5 separate regions of the Mus musculus genome follow, and all the other regions are linked to region 1. The links are chromatin loops, found by intact Hi-C in ENCODE. Cell type or tissue: left cerebral cortex. All regions are shown on one strand.

Region 1 (5,000 bases):
ATGTTCAGGAAGCTAACGGAGCACTTCTCTTAGCTAAGTCAGCTGCTTATTCTCTGCGGTTGCTGCCTCACGGTCGGACGGACGGACGTGAAGTCTGATGACTCACGCCATGCCGCTTGACAATAGCCAATCCTGGGTGCTCTGTGACCGTGACACCCCCAGCTTTGGCACTACTCACTCGCTACTCTGAATTTGAGTCTTTCCATTTCTGACACCTACAAGCCTCCCCTTTCTTACATGGATTTGAGTATGAGGAGCGGAGGGGGCCAGTCTACATCCGGTCAGTTCATGGATCAAAACAAAAGCACGACTATAAAGGATCAGAGAATCAATATTATCTATATTATCCCTCAGCTTGCGGCTACTACACCTGGGTGGGGCTGGGGGCGGGGCAGCAACCTGAGAGACGGGGGGGCGGGGGGGGGGCGGGGGGGGGCACGTTCTGAATGAAGCAAGCTTTTGATTCCGCTGCCAGAATCCTGTCTGCTTCACCTGCAAAGATGAAACAGAATTTAGAAACTTGATTGTCTGTCTTGAAGACCAGAAAGTCTGACGCTCATAAGATTGAAGGCATAGGTGATTTAAGAAACATCCACAGCAGTGACTGGTCCAAGTTCTTTGAAAAGTGTCTCGGAGGCGTTCGCTTTCCTTTCAAGATTCGGAATGCGCAAGAAGCTGCTGATTGGTGGCTTGGTTTTACGCTTAGTCTTGGATAAAGAAACACTGTTGGAAAACAAACTTGGTAACAAGAACCACACATGGAAACTACCGCATCAATGCAGGATTAATCGGCTCCAAACACGCACAGATTCCCCTCTGCTAAAGCAGGAAATACTCTGGGTCCCACCAGCTGCATCCTCCTCGCTGGAGGCCAAAGATGCCAGAGATATTTAAGCCTAAGTGCTTTCGGTTCTGTCCTGGCCAGAGGCCACGGGTGCCAGGAAATAGAAGCAGTTTTGCCTTATCTCCCTTGGCCTAAAGGAACCCTTTTCCCAGAAACCAAATATGATGTCAGGGCTGAGACCAGGAATGGGAGCGGGCTTGATCGGCTCACCCCAGCTCCAGGCCTCCATCCAGTGAGGTCTCATTGGGAGACTCACTGGAATCCCACTTTCTGGGAACCCAGTGGCATGGGGACCCTGACTTTTTCCTTTTTGAGTTTTCTGCAATAGAACCGTTCTTACTAAAACTCACCCTCTGTGAGTCATGGAATTCATTCTTCCAGTTCGTGAGAAGAGAACCTGAAAGCCACTGGCTCCAACCGCTGTGGTTTTCTGAGTTATCTGAGACCCTAGTTCCCCAAGGTGAGCTCACAGAGCAGAAGAGAGGCCCTGCTCACAGACACCTCAAACTTTACATATTGTTAGAATCTGATAAGTCAAAAATTACTTAAACTGCAACTCAAGATGGACATTGGTCAACATGGATGTAAATAATTCCAGCGTTAGGGTTAATTTAATGGCTGTGGCTGGCCTCCTTCAGATTCAAACTCATCATGGCTGCTTGGGAATGCTTAAGACAACCCACAGTTCCTTTAGGAGACTGTAGTACAAGCCATAGCTGCTAAGGCAACTCATACAAAAGAGAGCATGCTGTTGCTTTAAACAAATTCCTAGTTTTGACATAAGAAATGCAGTTCTTGGCCAGGCGGCTCAAATTCTACATAGGGAAGAAGAGTTCAGCAAGCTAACAGACAAAACGAGTGAGGGCATAGTAGCTACTGGGCAAAGATTACTATTCAAGGACAGATTACAGACTGGGCAAAGCCGGAACACGCGAGCATCAGGATTGCAACTTCTTACCTGTTTAGCCCAACCCGGAACCTTGTGCGCTTCCTGTGTGAGCATTTGGAAACCAAGTGTCAGGTGTTTGCAAGTGGGATTCCAGAAAACTGATTGTGCTTCATAGCTTGGCCAACACTGTTTTTTCCATTAATAAAGTTTGGGAGAGCAAAAGAGAAGGAGAGGAAAAGGGGGAGGAGAAGGAGGAGGAGGAAGGAGAGCAGGTGGGAGGCAAAGGAGGAGGAGAGGGAGGAGGGGAGGAGTGAGAAGAATAGGAGGAGAAAGAGGAGAAAAAAGGGGGGAAGGGGAAGAGGAAGGAGAGAAAGAGAAAGGAGGGGGAGAGAAAAAGGAAGGAGGGGAGAAGGGAAAGAGGGAGAAGGTTGTTCTATGTAATTTGTGTAGTTCTGCATTACCCCTCTCCTTCAGGGGTTCTCTTTCTATAAGCAACTTGCCTATTTTTTTTTTTAATGTATCCCTTAGCGAGACCCAGCAGTGTTAGATTAAATGTTGCTTGCTGTTCTCTGTGTTGGTAACTTCCATTTCCAATAAATTCTCTCCCCCTCCTGCCTCTGTATTTCTGGTACTGGCTTTATTCTGTGGTAGAAATCGTGTTGGGGGCAGAGTGCAAACCCTTCCTTTGGTACATGAAAGGGCCGGCCATTTTCTACTCACTCTGAAGGGGAGCTGCATTCAAGCACGCATGCCCGGGCCTAAAATGTCAGTGCTTTGCCATGCAGATTTGTGCACACACGAAAAGGAATTCAGTTCACCTCAGGGTTGTAATTTAAATAATCGAACCACTTTTTTTTGCAGTTCATTGACTATAGTCCCCCCAAAGCCCTGTGAAGATGTTACACCCTATTTTAAGACATAATATAAGATATCTTAAAATAAAATCACACTTACAAACCACTTTGTAAGAATTGCACAATCAAAGCTTAAGGTATGCTGAAGTCACAGCTTTCTGAAAATCACTAATAATTCCCTTTTATCCTATGCAAAATGATAGTGATACCAGGATTTGTGAAACATGTATTCATGACACATGTACTTCTATATTGTGATGCTTATCTTGAGGTGTCTGGAAATATACAAAAATTGGACTATAAATTGGAGTGCTCTACCTTAGATCAATATTATGGCCATCTATCTATCCAGATATAAATAATACACGTCAAGTGTTTATTTGGGGGGGCCATAGGCCAGACATTTAAAAACTGCAGTTACATGACCAGTATATATAGAAGAATCTTGCTGGAATAAATACAATTACAGGGAAAGTCAGATAGTTCCCCATCCTGGCCAGCAGGTGGCACTAGAGCAGCTTCGATGTCAAACCAAACAAAGGGAGGAAATAAATGCCAATCAAATCCCAACTGCCTTTTGTTGAAAACCAGGCAACTCAACTGCTTGTTTATATTTGAATATGTCTTATTTGCCTTCCTAAGTCGATTGTTGCTTGAACTGATGGACACTTTAGGCTCAGCTAAACACTGATCGGAACCTTCCTGTGCTTTGGATTCCTTCCTAAGAACGAATATAAAAATAATTTGTACTTTATCGATGCCTACAGGCATGGAAATGCATCAGTACTGAACACAGTCAACAAATGTCAGTCATTTTAACTCTACACAATGACCACCAGGTGCACATAGCAGGAAATGAAGGGATGTGGATGCAGAAATGAATGGGATGCTTACGGACCTGGTTGGTGTTTATAATTCAGAGGTTACTATGTATCAAAACACCCACAAAACAGACAGATACAAAAACAACCCTTTACAGTGGCAATATGACTTTTTTTGTTTTTTTCTTAAATAGGTTCTCATGTTGCCCAGAACAGCCTCAAGCTCGCTTATTATGCTAAGGCTGCCGTCTTGATCATCCTGCCCGGCCTCCCAAGTGTGGGGACTGTAGCCATGCAGGCAGGCAGCTCTGGCAGTGCAGTGATTCTTAATAAGTATATAACCTCAAAAGATGGTTGAAATGGCAACCTGTTTCATTATCTTCTTTTTGCTAAGAAATGTCAGCCTCAGTGGTTTCAACCCTATTCATACACAGATACAAAAGACTTTCACAGCCCTTCTCTGGCTCTCTTGCTCTCTTCCCCTCTTACCCCTCTGTTTCTTCTCTCTCCACCCCTCCACCCCCACACATGCTCATGGCTGGCCTCTACTCCTCTGCTCTGTGTGTGTGTGTGTGTGTGTGTGTGTGTGTGCCTCTCTTTCTCTGCCTTTCTCTGTCTCTACTACCCCCTCAACTCCCCTCCCCATGCCCTAAATAAACTCTTTTCACTACTATAGTCCTGTGACTGGTCCCTCAGGGGGAAGGGATGCCTCAGCATGGGCCTCGCAGAAGCACACCCCCACACCATACTGTGCCTCCACCAAACATATCCCTGGTGTCTCTTTCTTTTTTATAAAACACAACGACAGTATCAAAACTACAGTTGCAAAATAGCACCAAATAATTTGTAGCAAACAATACATTTATGGCTGGGGGTCACCACAACATGAGGAACTGTATTAAAGGGTCCCAGCATTAGTGGTTGAGAACCGCTAATATTTAAGATGTTAGGGTGTGAGAAGTCAAGGGTTCACGAGTAGCTACATTGTCCCCTGCCAGAACTTTCAAACAAGCGCTCAAAACTATCCATATTGGACAAACTCCCCAAAACTCAATGGCCTGGGGGTGTAACTCAGTTGCTGGAGTGGTTGTATGCCTTGGATTCTATCTCTAGCACTTCATAAACCAGGCATGGTGGTGCATACCTGTAGTCCCAGCACTTGGGAGTTGGAGGCAGGGGTATCAGGAATTGAAGGAAACCCCTGGCTGCGTAGGGACCTAGAGGACAGCTTGGGATAGAAAGCCAATCTCAAAACAAAACAAAACAAAACAGACAAAAACTCCAACAACAGCAGACATATTCCAGCTGTTGTGAGGCATCAAGGAGACAGCGAATTCAAACGTGCCCGTTAACAGGTGGCAGCCATCTTGCCCTGATCGTTTTGTATGTTAGAGATTGAGAGCTAATACTCCATGGGTTGGATTTGGCTCAAAGATATATTTCTTTCAGTTTTGTTTAGAGGGGTTTCTATGACTACACCAGTTTGGGTGAATCACTAGAAGGAGCTGCAGGACTCTTCAGAGTATTCAGGACTCACTCTGTATGGTAGTACTCAGATGTCTATGTGGTAGTACTCAGGACTCAGTGTGGTG
Region 2 (5,000 bases), 110 kb after region 1:
GTAGGAGAGTGCTGGCAGGGGTGCAGGGGTGTGGAGTTAGGATCAGGTATGTGTTAAAAGGTGAGACCTGAGTGCAAGAAACAGAAGACATTTGCAGTAAGTATGAGGGGCTAAAGGTGAACTGGAAGTAGGGAGAGAGAGGAGACAACTTTTGATGTGCCTTTATGAAGGGTCACGAGGGTGGCAGTGTTGACCTTGCTGGGGAAGGGAAAGAAAGGGTGTGGATTTGCTAGCCAAAGCTTAGTTATTGAATGTGCAGGCGTGCTGTGTGGGTCACATGATTTGCATAGTGACACAGCACGCGTATTCAGAGGACAGCTTAACAGAGCTGAGTCTCCTCAGCCTTGTGCAGATTCCAGGGATTGAGGCGAGCTTCCCCAGCAAGCACCTCTGTCTGCCAAGCTGTCTTCTGCCCCCACAGCGCACACGGATGAGTGAGTGCCTCATTTACACGGGCACTGACAACTGACCGTTAGGTTTTATCATGGCTAACAGCTGTGGGGTTGTTTGATGTGAGATTAGGAAATAAAGAACAAACTAGCTATATTGCAGTCACTCAAGTAGGGAAGTTTTAAGTAGGCCAGAGATGACAAGGTAGCACTTGTTTTCAGATATTTTATGTCAAGCTTAAAAATAGATGTGGAGACGGCAATTCTATTAAATTATGACTGACCCACTCACTGTGTATGTGTGTGTGTGTGTATTCCCCTCCCCCCCCATGTGGTGTGTGTGTGTGTGTGTGCACACGTGTGCGTGTGCTTGTGTGTGTGTGTTGATACTGGTTTTCTTGGTTGCTCTCTGCCTTATAGTTTGAGGTAGTCTCTTGCTGACCCTGGAGCTCACCATCCAGCTAGCTTAGTCTCGCTAGCTTACTGGAGAACCTGCCCCTTGTTTCCCAAGGGCTGGGGATTAAAGACAAGTTTATTATGTCCATATGGCTTAAAGTCATCACTTTATCTGAGGAACTATCTTCTCAGCCTGATGCCCACCCCTTTTCTTTCTTAGATAACATCTCCTATGTAGCCAGCCCACTTTGACCAGGAACTTGCAATCTCCTCCCTCAGTGTCCTGAGTGATGGGATTACAGGACTGATATGGCAACCACACCCTTGGACACTTCTAACCCACCCTGTAGTTTGTGATGTTTGCCACTCGGGAAGTGGCTGATGATAGTAAATATCCTTTCTCCTGTATATCTTCCTTCCTGTATCTTTGGTAAAGTATCTCCTGTCTGCACTAGTTTACTAGGGCTGCTGGGATCAAATAACAGACCAGACGGTTTACTTGTGGAGAGCCCTTCCCCAGTTTGGAGGCTAGAAAACAAAGGTCCAGATTACGTTGTGGACTAGTATGCTCCTTCCTTTGAAATCTTTAGCCTTTAGATGCCTGGTCTCACTGCCTTTTTAAAGGTTATACTTTTTTTTTTTTTAACATTTAGTTTTGTAATAAGTTTTGAGTTGATTTTTATGTAATTTGAGTTTGAAAAATTGGGTTGATTGGGGCTGGAGAGGTGGTTCAGTGGTTAAGAGCACTGACTGATCTTTCCGAGGTCCTGAGTTCAAATCCGAGCAACCACATGGTGGTTCACAGCTATCTATAATGAGATCTGATGCCCTCTTCTGGTGTGTCTGAAGACAGCAACAGTGTATTCACATACATAAAATAAATAATCTTAAAAAAATGGTCTTTTTTTTTTAATTTTAATTTTGCCTATGGATTCCCATTCATCTCCGAAAACTCTTTTTTTGTTTGTTTGTTTGTTTGGTTTTTTTTGTTTGTTTGTTTTGAGACAGGGTTTCTCTGTGTAGCCCTGGCTGGCCTCGAATAAAAACTCTTTTCTTAAATTGCTTTTATATTGTTAAAAATATTTGAGCAAATACATGGGTTTTAATTTTTAGGGTTTGTTTTTGTTTTCTTTTCTGTTTCTGGAGTCTTTTTGTGTCTAAAACTAAGCCAGCCCCATGCGATGCTGGTAACTTTTGTTTTGTAATAGTTCTTAAAATTGACTTTTAGAAGATAACAGGTTTCTTCCTATATCAATTTAGAATAACCTTGTCTGTAGCTACAAAGAATCTTGAGGGATTTTGATAGAAATTGCACTAAACAGACACACACATATATAAATTTGAGGAGAATGGCATCTTTATGATGGATATTCTAGTTAATAAATACAGTATGTAGGTCAGTTTATCCAGATTTTGATTTCTGTCATTGGCATTTGACATATGATGCTGCATATGACAGCTACACAGACTCCTGGGCTTTGCTTGCCCACCAATTCGTGGCCTCACCACACCATTTCTATCAGTGAGGAAACAAGTCTCTCTCCAGTTTTGAAACCAAACCAAACACTATTATTTTCCTTAGGTCTCCTTTCTGTTCTGGCTTCTGCTCTTATTAGTAACAAAACTTCCCTAGAAGAGTTGTAGGTGTTCCATGTTCTGTCCATCCTTTCTTAAGCCATCTCCTGTCAAGCATGCATCCTCACTTTGTCAAGATAATCTGACCTCCTGCTGCTAAGTCCCCAGGCCAGTTTGACAAGCTTTCTTTGTTTTGCTGTAGGGAAATAGTAACTGAAGTGTGTGAAGGTTTGGTGTTTTCAGGTCTCCAGAGCAAGAAGTCTGATAAATCTAAGCTCAGTGGGAGGAAAACATTTGTATTGTTAGTGAAGGTATAAAGTGGTACTGCCACCTGGAGGGCAGTTTCATAATAAAGTTCAAGAAACCAAGCCATTTTATCTGTAAGTAGGTGCTTACCTGAGTTGAAAAAATCTAACCAGCACAGTATCAAAAAGAATAAACGGGCAGTATTTTTGTGTGATTTATTGGTGCAGTGAAATACATTTACCATCGAGTGAAGGAGAGCCATGTATCTCAGTGCTGATTATTCTCAGAGTGACAGTGCTTACCCTGGATGCCCTGTGTAGAGTAGGTGTTGGTACCGCTTTCTCTGAGCGTTTTTTTTTCCCCCCTGGATCACACTGCTAAGCATGGGACTGACAAGGGTTCTTGTATTTAAGGACAGAGGTTGAACTTGCCCGAAGTAGATATCATCTACCCCACAACTCTTTATGACCTCTACCCTGCCCAATATAGAGACAATTTAACGAGAGAAGATTCTTTGAAGAATTTAAAGCGATTATCTCTCAACTTACCCAGTAGTATTCTTGCTAAACTTGGGCTGTGCAACCAAATGAGGACAGGAGACTAGGTCAAGAAAGGGGCGCAACTGAACACTGTGGCTGGAGCCTGTACTACCAGCAGCATTTGGGAAGCAGCTCAAGGTTCACAAGTTTGAAGCCAGGTTGGGCTGGTTAGTGAGACATTTTCTCAGTGTTCAAAAGAGCTTAACTAAAGTTTGTTCAAGGAGAGGGAGTAGACGTCCGAACTCTCAGGATGTCCCAGTTGAGAAAGCAAGTACTTGAATATCTCCATAGGTATTCATGACAATGGTTTTGGATTTCTGATCCAGTAGCCTAAGACAAAAATTTGTGTTGCTTTAAGCCACTAGGTTTGTTACAAAAGAGATGGTGAAGTAACATAATTCTTTCACACAATGCCTGATGATTTGTTTGCATAGAAAGGGAGCTCAGGTAGGAGGGGAGCTAGCTGAGTGTCTCAGAGAGCTAAAGTGATGCTCAGATTGTGAACTGGAGGATTTAAAGGCCTAAGCCTGAGGACATCTTCTAAGTAGGATGACTAACATGAGCTAAGGTATAAGACAGCAAGGATTTTGGAGGACACAGCTTACAGATGTGTAGTGTGGGTAGAGGAGAATGGTAGATACTAAAGTCGAAGAAAAAAGTAAACAGGTCATGGAAGATTCTGTAACGTTGCTGAGTGTGCTCATTTCCGTGCTAAGCCTGATCATAGGAAGAGAGTAGTAGAGGCAGAGGCATGGATGGACTGAGGTGCTGAGGGGGTACAGAGCAAGGCCAGCAGGGGTTCCTCTAGAGAAAAGCAGTTCGGGAGCTAAGCTAGTCTAAGGTAGTCTGCCTCAATACCTGCAGCAAGCAATCCGACCCCACACAATCCTTGATTAGAATCAGTCTGGTAAAGTGTTTACTATAGGTAATTTGGTAATTTTTGCTAGTACTTGGGCATGAAAATGAGAAAACAGTACCACCTACTTTTAGGAAATTTAGATTGTTCTTTAGACTGTTCAAAGAGATATTCTTATATTGATACTCATATGTACATAAGAAGTTATTGCTTATATAAGAATAAGAAAGTTTTCTTATATAAGAAATCTGTGAACATAAATTAGCAAAGCCATATATTAGTTATAACCACCTTTTAAAAATAAAGATGATTTCTAGAGATCGATCTGTGTGGTACTTTACAAAATACATAGCTCTCGTGACTATACTCCTTAGGATACACAGGTTCTGCTGAAGTCTCAGCTCTGAAATGTTGACAGCTCAAGGGTTACTGGTTCATGATCCATGCACGCTTTAGGGTAAGCAGGGGCTACTTTTGGACCCAGAATTACTATTTTACTCTTGAGAGCATTGCCAGTGTCTATGACCCAAAGAAAGCGAGAGGCATATATTTGTTGTTCATATTCAGTTAAAAATAGGGATCTCTCACTTACACACACTTGGCCAGGGTCGTAGAATCTATGTGCTTGAGACATGGGAGTATTTGGTCAATAGCACTAATGATTGCAGTTGTATTTAAATCTAAACATCAAAACCAGAGAAGCCCAGGAGAAGATTGTGTGTGACTGTTAGTTGTAGAATGTCAGAAATACATTGACGCCACAAATCAGTGCTACTAGAAAGGGGCAGCTGTCTTTAAGTAAGAAGATGGGTACTATCTAGTCTTGCATATACAACTCTAACTCAAACATGTTAAGTGAATCGCAGGACTCCAGGAAAGTTCTTCTCCTCCCAGGTATGGGGACAGGACATTTTCAAAAATTGTACAGTAGGCAAATACTTAATTTAAGTAATTAATTTTCTTTTTGTAGATAGGTATTCTATGTAGCCCTTCCTGGCT
Region 3 (5,000 bases), 72 kb after region 1:
TACATCTCCAACGTGGTGAAGTCTCCGCGTGTGACAAACCACCAGTTTCGGTTTTCGTGTGTGTTGGTGGTGACAGGTTTTGTAGCGAACTTCGAGGAGCCTGACTCAAACTAGCTGTGGCTATAAAAAGAATTGGCTGGATTATGTAAAAGGAAGTGAGGGGATTAACCATGTTCAAGCACCAGTGACTAGGGCTGGCTCCTTGGAGCTCTCTTCCAACTCTCACCTGCTGTTTTCTGAGTGTCAGCTTGTTTCCTTCTCAGCGGAAAACTACATGATAGCGTTAAGACTTTGCTATGAAGCAACAAACAGATGTTAGGTGATGTTTTAAATACTTTGAACGTGCAGTTGAAAAAAAAAATGCCATCGTCTGTAATCTTTCTTTTATTTGATACAATTTTATTACTAAGTTTATTTCCAGAGAATTAGAACTCTGTTGCCTTTACTTATACCAGGGATTCCTTCGCTTTTGCCCTCTACACCTGGGAGATTTTAACGGAACTCTGGATGTATAGTTATATAAAATAGGAAGACAAATCAAACACTGCTGATAATAAATCATAAAGAGATTGACTCTGAAGCAGTTCTTTGCTAGCTGTGGTGCACGCCTCTAATCTCAACACTTGAGAGGCAAGAGGCAGGCCTGAGTTTGAGGCTAGCCTGGTCTACAGAGTGAGTTTCAGGACAGCCAGGGCTACACAGAGAAACCCTGTCTCTAAAAACAACAAACTCCATTCTTTGGTATGTAAGCAATTTTCCCTGTTCCTTAGAGATGAAAGAAAGTTTCCATTCTAATGACCTGGCAGCCTTTGCCTAACAGAATACCATCCAAATGCGGTCAGTTGACATGTGCTGGGGAAGATGGTTACTGTCTCCATCACTAGACCATTCTATGCCCATAAGCACGGAACACTTGGTAGGTATGGCAACTGATATAACTCAGGTATCCTGAACCTGGGCTAAGCTGCTTTGAGCAACACTCATCAGCACTGTGTAGTAGAGGAATGAACAGGGCACAGCTTGTGTGTTGAAATTCATAACACTTGATTTTGCAGTAATATTTGGTCACGGCGTGTTTGGAAACCTTTGACTCTTACCAAATTATTCCCAATTATTAGTCACGTGATCCCACGTGGAGTCGAGCTCTTTGGCTCAGGAAACTCACACTGAAATGACTTTCTTGATGGGTTTTTAGCTCCTTTCCAAGCGGGAGCACAGTAGTAAATTCCAGGATATGTAGAATTTTTCCTATCAAAACAAAATAAAACAAAACCAATGTCTACCTATATCTATGAACTCAACCAATATTCATGATCAAAGTCCAATTTTCTTTAGGAAAATATACGTGTTAGGGTGAAAGAACTCTTCTAAGCAGGATATCCTGAATTATCATTAAAGGAAAAGACAGTGCTAAACAGCTCAAAACCCGCCATTGGTTTGTTCCTCTCTCAAACATACATATGCCATCTTCTGTGTGACAGGAAGCCTTTGCTAGGTGCTTAAGATAGATATACATAGAGCAATACATGCATACATACATACATACATACATACATGTAAAGATTCATATTTGTATACATATTCACATGAATACATGTGGTAAATATTTAAGTTTCATTTGGACATAATTTCACAGTATCCATACAAAAAGCTATCAAATATCCTTCATATCTTCTTTTTTTTCTTCTCAAGTTCTAAAAGTTTTACTGTCACTCTCTATTGGAGAATTTCAGAGATGATATTCTTTATGCCTAACATACCACGGTATATTTTCATAAAAACGGGGACCTTTTCAAATTATCTGCAATACAATAGAACATATTGGGAAATAAACATCAATTCAAAATACATTGTTTAACCTATAGATTATGCTTGGACTTTACACATTGTCCCAATGACGCTTGTGTTAGCAAGACAAAACCCAGGCTCAATGTCACATTTGATTTGTATTTAGCTAACTCCCCAGATTTTGTCTTTCAGAACAGTCACATTTGGGGGTGGGGGAAAGAGCAGGAGTACAGGGTATAAATTTTGTCCCTTAATTTGGTTGCCAGACATTTCTTCCTGCATAGATTTGGGATCTGGCTTTTGGCAGGAGCACCACGGAAGTGCTGTCGTCTTCTTGGGGCTCACAACGCCAATCTATCCTGTGTTTCTATTTTTAATGTGTTTAGCATCTAAGATAGGTGGCAGGCATAGAGAATAACAACCAGGATGTAGTCTGTTAAGGGATGCATGCATGAGTGTCTGACTTCTTTGATTTCTTCCTTGTATTTTTTTGCCCCCCACCCCTGCCCTTTGCTGTGCCCTTGGTGCCATATAGCAACTGTGCTCTGACATCGTTTTGCCTCAGGGGGATGGAGTAACCCTTGCATTTTACACTGGGTCTCCTTTGACAGAACGCGAAATGCCTGGCAAAACTTGTCTGCTTCCTTTCTGTGCAGGCATCCAGTGGGTGGGGGAGTGGCCACTGTAAATGCTCTCACAATGGCAGCACGGGATTGGTCAGTCTGTGTGTCCTCTTCTGTGCCACCTGCTTTATTCTGACACAGGTGTTCAGAGGTTCCCAGCAGGACCAGGCTCCAGGTGCCCAGTGAAACACATCCATTGGCGTTCTTTCTTGTCTTCTAGTTACCTTTCTCTCCTATTGTTCTTTTCAAACATTTCCCAAAATGAACCAATTGTATGAAAACCCGCATATCAGAGTCTGGCTTGTGGCGGGACTAAGACATTTGATAGTAAACGTAGACTTGGAAGCAGATTTTCCTGTCCTACCCAAGAAGGATTCTAGTACTAATGTCTCACTGGTCAGAACTCCTTCCAACGCTGGTAGAAAGCAGGTGTGCGTATCCCTGCCTCAGTCACATCGCTAAGACTTTCATTGATAAATCATTGGGATATGGTATAGGTTCACAAGTGTGCTGTTTGAATCAGAATGGCCCCCATAGGCAGATAAATTTCATTTCTTAGTCATCAGGGAGTGGTGTTATTTAAATGGATTAGCAGGATTAGGAGATGTGGCCTTGTTGTAGGAACTATGTCTCTTGGGGGTGGGCTTTAAGGGTTCAAAGGCCATTACAAGCCCAGAGTCTATCTCACTGTCTCTGTCTCTCTGTCTCCCAGTCCCCCTTTCTCTGCCTATGAACCCAGATGTAGCCCTTAGTTACTGCTCCAGCACCTGTCTGCATGCCGCCATGCTCCCAATTAAATGCTTTCTTTGAGAGGAGTTGCCTTGGTCACGGTGTCTCTTCACAGCAACAGAACAGTGACTAAGACAAATAGGGATGTCTTTAAACATTTTGAAGGTACAGGTAATTATGGGACCTATGGACTGGCTTGCTTTTGCCAAGGGAGCATTTAGATTCAAAAGAAAAGATGGGCTCAAGGAGCCAGTATTCAGTTCTGGGCAGGCCATGAAAACACAAAAAAACCCTCTGTTTTAGTTTTATTTCTGTTATAAAAATAGCGTGATAAAAAGCAACTTGGGAGGGTAAAGGGTTTGCCGTTCATCTTACAGTTCCAGGTTATAGTCCATCATTGCTGGGAAATCACAGGGAATCGAAGCAGCTGGCTATATCATATCTATAGTAAAGAGCAGGGAACATTAAATACATGCATGCTGCTTGCTTACCTGTGCTAGCTTGATTTTCTACTCTTAGACAAATCAGGGTCCCCTGCCTAGGGAATGGTGCTGCCCAAAATGGGCTGGGTCTCCTCAGATCAATCAGCTCGAGATACTTCCCAACCTATATGTCCACAGGCCAAACCAATGTAGACAATCGGTCATCGAGACTCTCTTCCCAGGAGATTATAAGTTGTGTAAAGTCAGCATTTAAAGCTAGCCATTAGAGCCTCTGGGCAGCATTGAAAAAGATGCTTGTTTTCTGTGTCTGTAGAGCAAACTGTGTTGTCAGGCAGACCCAAGACTGAACAACATGTTAACGGAACTTCCAAGGAGATCAAATTGACAGCCCAGAGAAGTCATCTATAGCAAAGTCCATGGCAGAGAAAGAATGGGAGCCTGAGACCTCGCGTGATAGCATTCAGCCTGTGACAGTTCTACTCACACATCCCAAGCATACATATTCTGTTTGAATAATCAGTTCTCTTTGCTTTGCTTAGAGCAGTGGTTCTCGGCCTTCCTAATGCTGCAACCCTTTCCGTGCATTTCATCATGTTGAGGTGACTCCAACCATAATAATTATTTTTGTTGCTACTTCCTAACTGTAGTTTTGCTACTGTTACAAATTGTCATGGAAATATCTGTGTTTTCTAATGGCTTTAGCTGAGCCCTGTGAAGGAATCATTTGACTGCCTATAGGGGTAGTAACCCATAGGTTGAGAACAACTGACCTAGAGAGAGCAGTCTCCTCTTGCCTCCCCCCCTGCCCCACCCTCACACTTACCTCTGATGAGAAAAAGTATCACTTGTTTGAACAAAGGTATGGGAGTGGATCTTGATAGTAATAAGCCAGGCAGGGCAGGATATAAAAGTGGACAAAATTATCATTAACAACATAGGTTTTTATGGTGAAGCAAGGCCACTGGAGTCCATTTTAATATATGGTGGGGAAGGGTGCCTGAAACACAGATGAAGGGAATGAAGGGGACATGACAGTGCCTCAATTTAAGGAAGGCATCTAGAGGAAGTTAGACTGACCGGGAAAAGTAAAATATAAGGTGTAAGACTCACCGCCTAACTGTGTTTCTCCTAAGAGACCCAAGGACATATTAAATACCTAAGACAGAAATTCCATGATGGGGGTGCCATTGGCTTCTTTGGGATATTCAATGGTGGCTGTCTACTGTATTTGACAGTGTGTGGTGGTTTGAATAGGTTTGTCCCCTATAGAATCATGTGCTTGGCCCACAGGGAATGGCACTAAAAGGAGGCTTAGCCTTGTTGGAGTAGGTGTGGCCTTGTTGGAGGAAGTGTGTCACTGTGGGGGTGGGCTTTGAGTTCTCCTATGCTTAAGCTCTACCCAGTGTGGAATTTCAGT
Region 4 (5,000 bases), 120 kb after region 1:
GGGATTTATAGAGCTGGGGCGAATGATAGACTTATCGTTAGAGTTTTGAATATTCTTCACTCTGATTGCACAGTGGCTGGACCAGTTTGCAGTTCTTCCAGTAGTGAATGGGGTTCACTTCCCGCACATCGTTTTCCACGTCCCTGTCTTAGTTCCTGGTTGCTTTGTTGATGTTTGCCACTCTGTCTGGGTGAGATGAGTTTTGAGAGTTGTGTTGATTTGCAGTTTCCTAATTGCTGGGGCAGTGAGCAGTTTTGAGTTATTTCTTTTTGTTTGTTTGTTTTGGGGGCAGGGTCTCTCTATGTAATTCTGGCTGTCTTGAAACTATATAGACCAGGCTGGCTTTGAACTCATGGAGGTCCACTGAGTGCTGGAATTAAAGTTGTGTGCCACCATAGCTGCTCACACATGCCTTAGCCAGTTTTCGTTCTTCTTTTGAAAACTGTTTAGATCTCAAGTCAGTTTCATAGGGAATCTTTTTTTTTTTAAACTTTTTGAGTTCTTAGTATATTCAGGATTTTTATCATATGTCTCACACACACACACACACACACACAAACACTCTCACACACACACACACACACACACACACACACACACACACACACACGGCAAAGATTCTATCTCATTTTGTGGGCTTCCTGTTTGTTTATTTCTTTAGCTGTCCTGAAGAAGCTTTTTTTTTTTTTTCCTGTGATTTTTTGACCCCCCCTTTGGAGTTGTTAGAATTCTCTTAAATAATACAGTCGGCTTCCTGTGACAATCACAGTCGTTCCTCTGGATTCACCCTCAGATACAGATATGAGAAAAAAGTTACATGTGAATCAGTCAAGTCAACACATTTTGCATGGTTAAATTAAAGAAATAAAAATACTTGCGCTCCTCATATGTAGGGACGGAATAAAAAAACATTCTTCTCATCGCTTATTGGGGGAGCTAAGTCTGCTCACCTAGGCTACAAAAGAGGTTGAGGATCTTCACCATAGGGTGATGACCAGGGACACACAAAAAACGAACTCTGCACATTGAAAGAACAGTTTGGATTTGAACTGCAGTTACAGTTTGCAGTCATGTTCTAAGATCCAACACTGCAGGGCATAAAGAACCTTGAGTAGCACTTCCAGGAGCCAACTTGCTCCCTTATTGCTGCAACACCCACTTGTGATGCTAATTGTACTTTGTGGCCCATGGACCATGGCTTTTGTTACAAGCTAATCTTGAACAGTTGCTTTGGTGGCAACAGTCACCACCAATTCCTTAATCATTTAAAACGTGTTCTGGATTGACTCTAGTGGGTGAAACTAGTCTTGTAGCTATTGGCTTTTGTCTTTTAAATACTTGTTAATGTCCCTCTTCAAAACTTAGGGAATATTAGTGCCTGCAAGAACATTCTTTGATGATACCCTATAAAATGAATTCTAAATTCTTGCTAGTCCGTGTAAAAGACACACAGTCCAGGTCTTTTATTTACAAGCTGTGAGCTTAGACTGGGCAGGTTTCAGAGCTGTTCTAACTCACATCCCAGCCAATGTACCTCATGGCTATGTGCTCACAATCCATCCCCTCCTTGGACTTCTTTCTTCTCCTCTCCTTTCTATACCTGTGACCTCCAGCCAGGTATCTGAAAGCCGGCCTACCTTATACTGCCCAACCACAGGCTTTATAGCCTTTTATAGCCCAAAGAGCTTTGGGAGCAGGGTAACATAACATAATATGTTGTATGGGAGGATTTTGTCAGGGGCCAACCAGATTTGGGGGCTTAGTACTTAGCATTTGAAAATATAGCAGTACCAGACCAGTCTCCTAAACAACATTTTTTTTTGTAGTATTGAACAGAGGTTTGAATATAAAAATAAATATAAGAGCGAGTTAGGAGGAGAAGAGATGGTTCAGTAGTTTATAGAGGCCCCGGCACCTGCACCTATGCCAGGCTGCTCCCCACTGCCTGCGTCTTGGGTTTCAAGGGGACTGGCATCTTCTTCTAGCCTCTTGGGCACTTTACTCATGTGTATAAACCCACACACATACACATAATTAAAAATGTGAATACAAGCTGTACAAAATAAGAGTTTAAATGTTGTCAATTTGAGCTTAGGTCTTACATCTGGGGTACAAATACCATATTATGAAAACATAGTACTCTCTTTCAGGACTTTACAGTGAAGGAAAAGTCATGGAAGTCACTTTTTTTGGAAATCATTTAATAATTACTCAACACTGACTTGAATTGTATAAATTCACCAAGTAAAAATGAGTCCCAAGATGTAAACTGTCTATAGAAAAGAATAAGATTGTTTAAAAAGAGATCCCAGTGGAGTTTTTTTTTTTTTTTGCTTTAGATTCTAGTCTTTTCAAAACATTTTCAATCAGACACTTCAGACCTATGTAAACATTTGTGTGTGTTTTTTAAAAAGAAGATTTTATTTATTATGTATAAGTGGTCTACCTGCATATATGCCTACAGGCCAGAAGAGGGCACCAGATCTCATTCTAGGGGGCTATGAGCCACAGTGTAGTTCCTGGGAACCTCTGAGCCATGGCTCCAGCCTCCACCGTTTGTGTTCTTAATAGAACCCAGGCATGGTGGTGACACAGCTTTAATCCCAGCTACTCCTCTTCCAGGTCAGCTTGTGCTACAAAGTGATACCTTGTGTCCAAAGAAAAAAGAAACCCACATCCTGGAACTATTTTGCTGGGTTTCTTTAACTATGTTGCATGATGGAGAACTTGGTCGCTTTATTATATGCAATTTTACAAGACCAGTTTAATGCATATTTATATGAAGCAATGTTTTCTGAATTAAACATGTAAGAATGGTTATATTAAGAATTTAGAACTGTGTTCCTTAAGTGTGAATGCATTTGTTATTTAAAAATCACTTAGAATGGTGTTATTATATGTCAATTCTATGTCGCTATTTATGTGGGAAGTGTTTATCTCATGCCTTAAAGGCATTTATATTTGATTCATTGCGTTGATTAGTCCATAATTAAGCATCACAAAGAACAGCTAGGTCTTTTCATTTCAGAGTATATAAAAATGCTGTGACAGTAGTGTATTAAGTAGCAAAGCTGCCTTTCTCTTTTTAAAACCATGTTTTTTATAGCAAATAGGGCATAGTGAAGGGTTTCCTTTCTCATTTATAGGCGGTAGCATCTTCTGTGCCTGCTGCTTGATTTAATCCTTACTCACCCTCCGAGGAGAGGAGAGGAGAGCTTCACTGAAGTAGACAGTGCCTTGGCTATTCTTGGCTCTTCTGGACTCAGCTACTGATTCCAAAAGTTTGTTCAGATCTTTGTGGTTGCCTGAATATCTTTTTATATGATTTGGTTTTCTTACTCTTTTTATTTTAATTTTTATTCTTTACATACATTGCATCCCGACCACAGCTTCCCCAACCTCCTCTCTTCTTAGTCTTACCCCTACTTTCCCTCTTCACCTAGGTCTACTCCTCTGTTTCCCCGTTTTTTGTTGTTGTTGTTTGTTTTTTTAAAAAGGCCTCCCAGGTATATGAACTGCAAAACAAATTACAATGAGATTAGACACAAACCTTCACGTCAAGGCTGGATGAGGCAGCCTGTTAGGAGGAGGAGGGTTCCAAGTGTGGGCTAAAGAGTCACAGGTACCCCTCCCCACTCTCACTGTTAGGGCTCTCATGAGAACAACTCTGCAACCATAAGGTATATGCAGAGGCCCTAGGTCAGACCCATTCTAGGTTTGTGATGGTCATTTCAGTCTCTGTGAGCTCCTATGAGCCCTGCTTAGTTGATACTGTGGGCTGTGGTCTCATGGTATCCTCCATCCCTCTGGTTCCTAAAGTCCTTCCTTCTCCTCTGTGGGGCTCCCCTGCCTTGCCCAGTATTTGGCTGTGAGTCTCTGCATCTGCTCCTATCACTTGCTGGATCACTTGCCTCTCTAATGATCAGTGAGATATGCACTGATCTATGAGTATAGAACAATGATGTCAGTAGAAATTATTTCATTGTCTTTTTTTTTTTTTGCCAGTCATATTTGGTTCTATCCCAGGTCTCTGGGCTTACCAGCCTTTGGTTCTTGGCCATCCACATAGTGTTAAACGTGGGCTCCCTCTTGTGGTGTGGGCCTCAAGCTGTACCAGTTACTGGTTGGCCACTCTCACAAGTTCTGCGCCGTCATTATCCCAGCATATCCTGCAGGCAGGACAGATTGTAGGTGGAAGGTTTTGAAAAGACTGTTTATCTTCAAAGGCACAAAGTAGGTTGATAGTGGAAGATGTTTTATTTTTCACATAATTTCTTAAAGTTGAAGATGAACACTCTATAAATTACTACAAATTTTATTTTACAGATACTATATTTCGAAAGGTGCTATTGTGGATCAACTTGGAGGAGACCTGAATTCAACTCCGTTGCACTGGGCCACAAGGTGTACATTCACTTCTATATCATGCTTCGCCTTAGGCTCCTTTAGTTTTTTTTTTTTAAATGATAATGCTAATATTTGATGTAGTCAATCATTTATTTATTGCTGCCCAGTGTTATCTTCACTGGAAACAAAGCTACAAGTTGTTCCTAGGGAAGCAGGCTAATCCAATTGTAATACTTTGGAAGTATGCATGCATTTACTTAAATAGGTTTTTTGGGGGTTTTAAGATCATATTGGAATGAACTCACTTAATAATTACTATGCTTTCATTAAGTTATCAAAGCTGTTGCTCCAATTAAGACTTTGAAGAACTGTGAACTCCTGTGTCTTGTTTTAAAGCAACTTGATAAAATGTGTGCTTTGATTCCATCCTTACGCTCCTCAAGTCTGCGCTTTCCTAGAAGACTTTGGAATCACTTAATGTCTAAATGCTCGTCTTCCTGTTTTTTAGACAAGGCCATTTATCCATGGTTGTACAACTAATGAAATATGGTGCAGACCCCTCCTTAATTGATGGGGAAGGATGCAGCTGTATCCACTTGGCTGCTCAGTTCGGACATACCTCAATTGTTGCTTATCTTATAGCAAAAGGACAG
Region 5 (5,000 bases), 92 kb after region 1:
CCTCTCAACTGTTTCTTTACTCTTTTTTTTTCCCCTAGATTTGGGTAAATGCAAAAGCCTAAGGGTAAGGAGATCGAGCCTGTAATATTACAGGAAAAAAAAAAAAGAGTCTGTTCATGCTGACACGTGACTGAAGAAAATTTCGGTGCTGTGAACGAAAAACTAGGAATTCTGTTTAGAATTGCATGGTTTCTGGTTTCTGCCAGGACAAAAAAAGAAAGAAAGAAAAAAAAAAAAAGAAGAAAAGAAAATCGGTCCGTGCCGGAAGGAAAAGCCCTGCTGAGAGGATACACACAGAGACAGGCAGCGCCAAAGAGACCGCTTCTTTCCCCCCACCAGAAGCAGCTATAAAATAGCATATTCATCCTTTTTCTGAGTGATTACTGCCCGTTTACCGACGAATACTAGGTCTACTTTGCCGTTTTCATTTGTTACTGGGAGAGCACAGTATTGAACGGACCTAGCCTCGTGATCTCGTCCAATGCCTTGTTACTCCTGGTTTTTCCTCACCTCCTCAGAATCGATTATGTCCAATCCAGAACCGATCTCAGCTCTCCCCAGACCCTCCTCAGATTCTTTTGGCGGGAATATAAACCTTACAAAGGGGTTTCCTCTTCCATGCCCCATCCTTTTTTCCTCTGACGTGCCTTCCTCCCGATCTACCAGTAAATCTGGCTTTGTCCGACTGCAGGTTTTTTCCCCTCTGGTGATCTTTGGCTGATTTGGCTTTGACAGGGGACTGGTTAGTATCAGAATCTCTAATCAGATCGCTCTTTGCTAAATGTTCCCTGGCGCTGTAGAGATTTACAATCCCTAGTAGCCCAAACCAGAAACAAATCCTTTCTGCAATTGTTCCATCAGCCCCCTCCCAACCCCAATATCCTCTTAAAGCCGGCTTTAATCATTTTTATCTGGGTCACACTCTAGAGCTTTCATTTTAAAAAGGTTTCACTTTTGAATCCCCGGGTCCCTATTAAAATGCAGCAGATGGGAAAGTGTGGGGCTTTGACCTTGTCAAAAGCAAGGATTTTAAAAAAAAATGCCCTAGCTCAATCGCAAAGAGGGCATCACACAACAAAAGCTTTTTCAAGGAAGCCAATTTTTTTTTTTTTTTTTTTTGTCCTTGCTTCTCCCGGTGTCCCCGAGGCACAGGTGCGGAGGCGAGGAGAACGCATCCTTGCTCTCCCAGGGTCACACCCTAAGCCCTTCCAGCCCTTGGAAGGCTCGGGACCCTGCCCTGCGCGGCTCTGGATCTCCGTCTTGTGTCGCGCGCGGCCTTTCCCGGGTGGCCGGAGCCGAGGAGCAGCAGCAGCAGCAGCAGCAGCATCGGCCTCCGACCGGGACCCGCCCCCGGGCCGCGGCGCCCACGCCCAACGCGGTCCGCTGCCCCGGCGCAGTGCAGCAGAGAGCACACTCCAGCCCCGGGCCGGGTCGGGCCGGGCCGGCGCACGCGCATCGGGACCCGCGCCCTCCGCGGCGGGAGGGGCTGAGGGGGCGTCCCGGGGGCTCGGAGGGAAGAGGAGGTGGCGGCGGTGGCGGTGGCGCCGCGTCGCCCTCATCCGGGCTCGCGCTCGCCCTCGCGCTCGCCCTCCGCCTTGCCGAGCCCCGCGAGGCTGAAACGCTTTCTCCCAGCATGCAGCGGGAGGAGGGATTTAACACCAAGATGGCGGACGGCCCGGATGAGTACGAGACCGAAACGGGCTGCGTGCCCCTTCTCCACCCGGAGGTGAGGGACGGCGCCGAGCGCCTTCCCGGGACCCTGCGGTCCCGCGGCCTCGCTCCCTCAGCCTCGCCCGGGGCGGCGGCCGAGGCGTCCGGCGCGGTGACCTGTGGCGGGACCCCGGGGGAGGCTGAAGAAAGCGAGTCCAGGCCCGAGCGCGGCGGCGAGCGAGCGGATAACGGGGGAGGAGATAGCGGGGCGGGCCCGGCCGGGGCGGGCTCTGGGACGCCGTCCCTGGCGGTGCCTGGAGGACAGAGGTGGGGATGGCGATGGTCCTGTGGTGTCGCCGCGCTGCCTGCGGGTGCAGGGGCGACGGGGGCCTGCTGACACTTTGGAACCTCGGCCGGAGCCCCTGGTCTCGCTCCAAGCCTCCCCAGGCAGGGGAGGCAGCCGATCTGCTGTTTGGTTTTAACTCTCTCCTCGTCCCCTCTTTCTCGGTGGCGGATGACACGACCCTTCCCATCAGTTCACTCGTTCCCCGGGGATCGTAGTTTTCCTGGGCAAAGTGATGTCCTTCCAGATTATGCCATAGCAACCAGCTCGCCGCTGGGGACAGCGAATTTCGGGGTGTGTTTGCCCTTAGGCTATTAAAAAGAAAAGAAAAGAAAACAACAAAAAAACAAAAAGAGAGAGGGTCTGAACTTTGGCGAATAAACGCACGCACCCATTAGCTTGTCACAAAGTAGCGCTGTTTGGGGACTGTCAGGGAGGGTAGACAGCGCAACACGTTTCCCACCGTTTTTTCTTTTGTATCTCCTGGACGGGAACAGTTTTCTCTGCCGGAGCCGTCAGGTTCTGCCCGTTGTTTACCTCCCAGTTTGTAGCTGAGTTTGTGTTTAGTAAAGGCCTGGAAGCAATTCTTTGTGTATCCAGGTTTGTTGATTATTATTATTATTATTATTATTATTATTATTATTATCATCGGTGCACGGTGAGATGCGGGGAGGGCAGGAAAGTGTAGCGCAGCTTCCTGCAGAACTCAGGTCGTGTTTTGAGGTTGAGAATGGTGTCCAGATCCGTGGTGTTCGAATAAACGTGGTTACTTTGCATTCGATTGATTTTATTTCTTCCTGGCTTTTGTGTCTTGTTTTTTTTTTTTTAATTGTAAATACAAAGGACCACTTTCGTATTAATACCCTATTATCTCTTAACTTGATCATACACACACACACACACACACACACACACACACACACACATACACACACACACACAAACTGAGACAGTTTCTTAGAAATATATGCTGAGACAAGTCTCATTAGAAAAGACTGTTTTGGGTTTCTGACACAGCTATGCAGTAAGAAGAAACTTTCTGAAAAATTAAAGTGGCAATAAACTTAGAAAGATTTCTTTTGGTTTACACAAGGTCCTAAAATATGTCCAGAAAGTTTTCAGATGTTGTGTTGTATTTGGGGTTAAGGAATATTTCTGCTCATCGGTTCCTGTGGGTATATTTCAAGCACTTAAAAGTGTCTTATGTATTTTAATGTACTGTGGCACTCAGTGGATGTTTGGAGGTAGAGAGAGACGGATTAGGAGCTCAAAGCTATCTTTGAGAGTATAATGTGTTGGAAGCCAGCTTGTGGCTCAGTGAGACCAAACTATACACACACACACACACACACACACACACAAAAAAACAAAAACAAAAACAAAAACCTTTCCTCTTTGTAAAAATGTATGTTGTTTGTTACCCTAAACATAATTTTGCAGGGTGTGGTCATTCACACCCAGTACTTGGGAGTCAGGAATGTCTCTGAGTTTGAAGTCAGACTAATCCACATAGCAAGTTCCAGGCCAGCCAGGGCTGCATAGGGGCACTGTGTCTCAAAACAGTTGTTGTTTTTCTTAACCTACTAGTAAATCTAGAGATTGCTTGGTATATAGAGAGCTTGAACTTAAGGTGTCACCAGTCTGTTATTTAACAGATGGAATCTTACTAGAAAATCAACTTCCCTATTGCTCAGAGGTGAAATTGGTAAGATAGAGACTTCTTTTGCCAAGTAAGCACTAGGTCTAGTAAGTGTAAGTCTGGAACGTTGGGGACCGACTGAAATAGTCCTCATTTTCTGTGGTTAGTTAATTGCTCCTGCGGTAGACCTGATGCACTCCTTACAGTGTGCTAGGAGCAGAACGGGGCATGCTGTTTGTCTAGAGTGTGTGAAGTTGGGATGATGATGATGGTAATGATGCTGCTTAACTAATGGCCCATTAAGGAGATAATGGAGAGCCCAGGCTTTTGTGTCACACTGACTGGGTTACCTTTCTGTCACGGCTTCTGTTTTATTTATCTCCATCCCTTCCTGCTCTTCTTCTTTCTCTCCCAGGCGTGGTGCCTTGTAGCCTTCAACTCCCTCTGTATCTGAGAATGACCTTGAATTTCTAGTTCTCTTACCTTGGATCAGCTATGTGCCACAACACCCAGTTTACGCAGTGCTGGGGTTTGAACCCAGAGCTTTGTGCATACTAGGCAAGCCCCTGTTACCAGCACCTCATCCCTAGTCCTGGATTCTAATTTGGAATCCTCAATAATTAAATGATAGAAAGTAAAAACTTCTTAAAGCTTTTTTCCTATTTGTTCATCAGAAACTATCGATGTTTCCAGACTTTGTTTAACCGTACGGGAATATATGTCAAAATTCATCAATGAACACACTTTAGGGGCTCTGGTAAGGGCATCTTTCCACGCTTACTATCAGAAGAAGTGTTGCTTTCTTTTTGAGTAATTTAGAAATTTATATGTATTGAAGTTTTTTTTTTTTTTTGGCAGGGCGGGTGAGACAGGGTATCTCTGTGTAGTCCTAGCTGTCAGAGAACTCATTTTGTAGACCAGACTGGCCTTGAACTCACAAAGATCTGCCTGCCTCTGCCTCCCAAGTCCTGGAATTAAAGGAGTATACCACCACCACCACCCAATTTACGTGTTTTTTTAATTTATTGGATTTACATTTTGTAGAAAAGTTTCGTTTTACTTTTTTCTTTGGATTTAATACTGTCACAAAAAATATTTTCTAAGTATTTGTTAGACGGATAAATAATTTGTAGGATAAGAGAGTTTAGCTGCTAGCAAACATGCAAATACACCTGTAATAAACATGCCTGAGGAGATGAAACAAAAGCTAGGGAGAGCTACACAGCAAGACTGTGTCCCTCCAGGTTAGATAGGTGTCTAGATAGGTGGTTAGAATCAGATATTGCTAATTCATTGATTTGTGTGCAAACTGCCCATCACTAAACCCTTTTAAGACAGATATGCAGTTACTGGGCAATGAAACATTTT

The links. A loop is a pair of places that touch in the nucleus more often than their neighbours do. Peaks named below come from ENCODE experiments on the same cell type or tissue, not always from the same donor. Only the 100,000 strongest peaks of a DNase experiment are listed, where the experiment ranks them.
Region 2: it touches region 1 in a loop (4-fold over the local background); 35 of 42 quality-filtered maps call a loop at or near these places.
Region 3: a loop joins it to region 1, with 2.2 times the contacts of the local background. A loop is called at or near these places in 4 of 42 quality-filtered maps.
Region 4: a loop joins it to region 1, with 6 times the contacts of the local background. A loop is called at or near these places in 24 of 42 quality-filtered maps.
Region 5: it touches region 1 in a loop (2.9-fold over the local background); 11 of 42 quality-filtered maps call a loop at or near these places.

Annotation. Positions count from the first base shown.
Region 1 is chr10:111,098,347-111,103,346 of GRCm38, reverse strand. No RefSeq gene overlaps it. Among named protein-coding and RNA genes, the nearest start is that of Gm29916, 17 kb to the right of the region's middle. In left cerebral cortex, a CTCF peak has its summit at 3,086 (motif pointing right); DNase peaks (open chromatin) are centred at 64, 3,092, 3,701 and 4,060; H3K4me3 peaks cover 702 bases; H3K27ac peaks cover 365 bases.
Region 2 is chr10:110,987,601-110,992,600 of GRCm38, reverse strand. The region is part of intron 1 of Zdhhc17 (zinc finger, DHHC domain containing 17); the gene reads left to right. Among named protein-coding and RNA genes, the nearest start is that of Zdhhc17, 20 kb to the left of the region's middle. In left cerebral cortex, CTCF peaks have their summits at 1,634 (motif pointing left) and 2,693 (motif pointing left); DNase peaks (open chromatin) are centred at 336 and 2,687; H3K27ac peaks cover 523 bases.
Region 3 is chr10:111,026,751-111,031,750 of GRCm38, reverse strand. No RefSeq gene overlaps it. Among named protein-coding and RNA genes, the nearest start is that of Zdhhc17, 19 kb to the right of the region's middle. In left cerebral cortex, no CTCF peak of the experiment used is centred here; DNase peaks (open chromatin) are centred at 45, 2,112 and 2,425; H3K4me3 peaks cover 317 bases; H3K27ac peaks cover 945 bases.
Region 4 is chr10:110,973,748-110,978,747 of GRCm38, reverse strand. Zdhhc17 (zinc finger, DHHC domain containing 17) reads left to right here. Exons shown (of 17, transcript NM_172554.2): 4 at 4,327-4,404; 5 at 4,856-5,000. Among named protein-coding and RNA genes, the nearest start is that of Zdhhc17, 34 kb to the left of the region's middle. In left cerebral cortex, CTCF peaks have their summits at 2,456 (motif pointing right) and 4,090 (motif pointing left); DNase peaks (open chromatin) are centred at 2,535, 3,202 and 4,088.
Region 5 is chr10:111,006,664-111,011,663 of GRCm38, reverse strand. Zdhhc17 (zinc finger, DHHC domain containing 17) reads left to right here and starts at 1,598. Exons shown (of 17, transcript NM_172554.2): 1 at 1,598-1,726. The coding sequence starts at 1,634. In left cerebral cortex, a CTCF peak has its summit at 2,264; DNase peaks (open chromatin) are centred at 1,397, 1,665, 1,871, 2,187 and 2 more places; H3K4me3 peaks cover 2,838 bases; H3K27ac peaks cover 2,726 bases.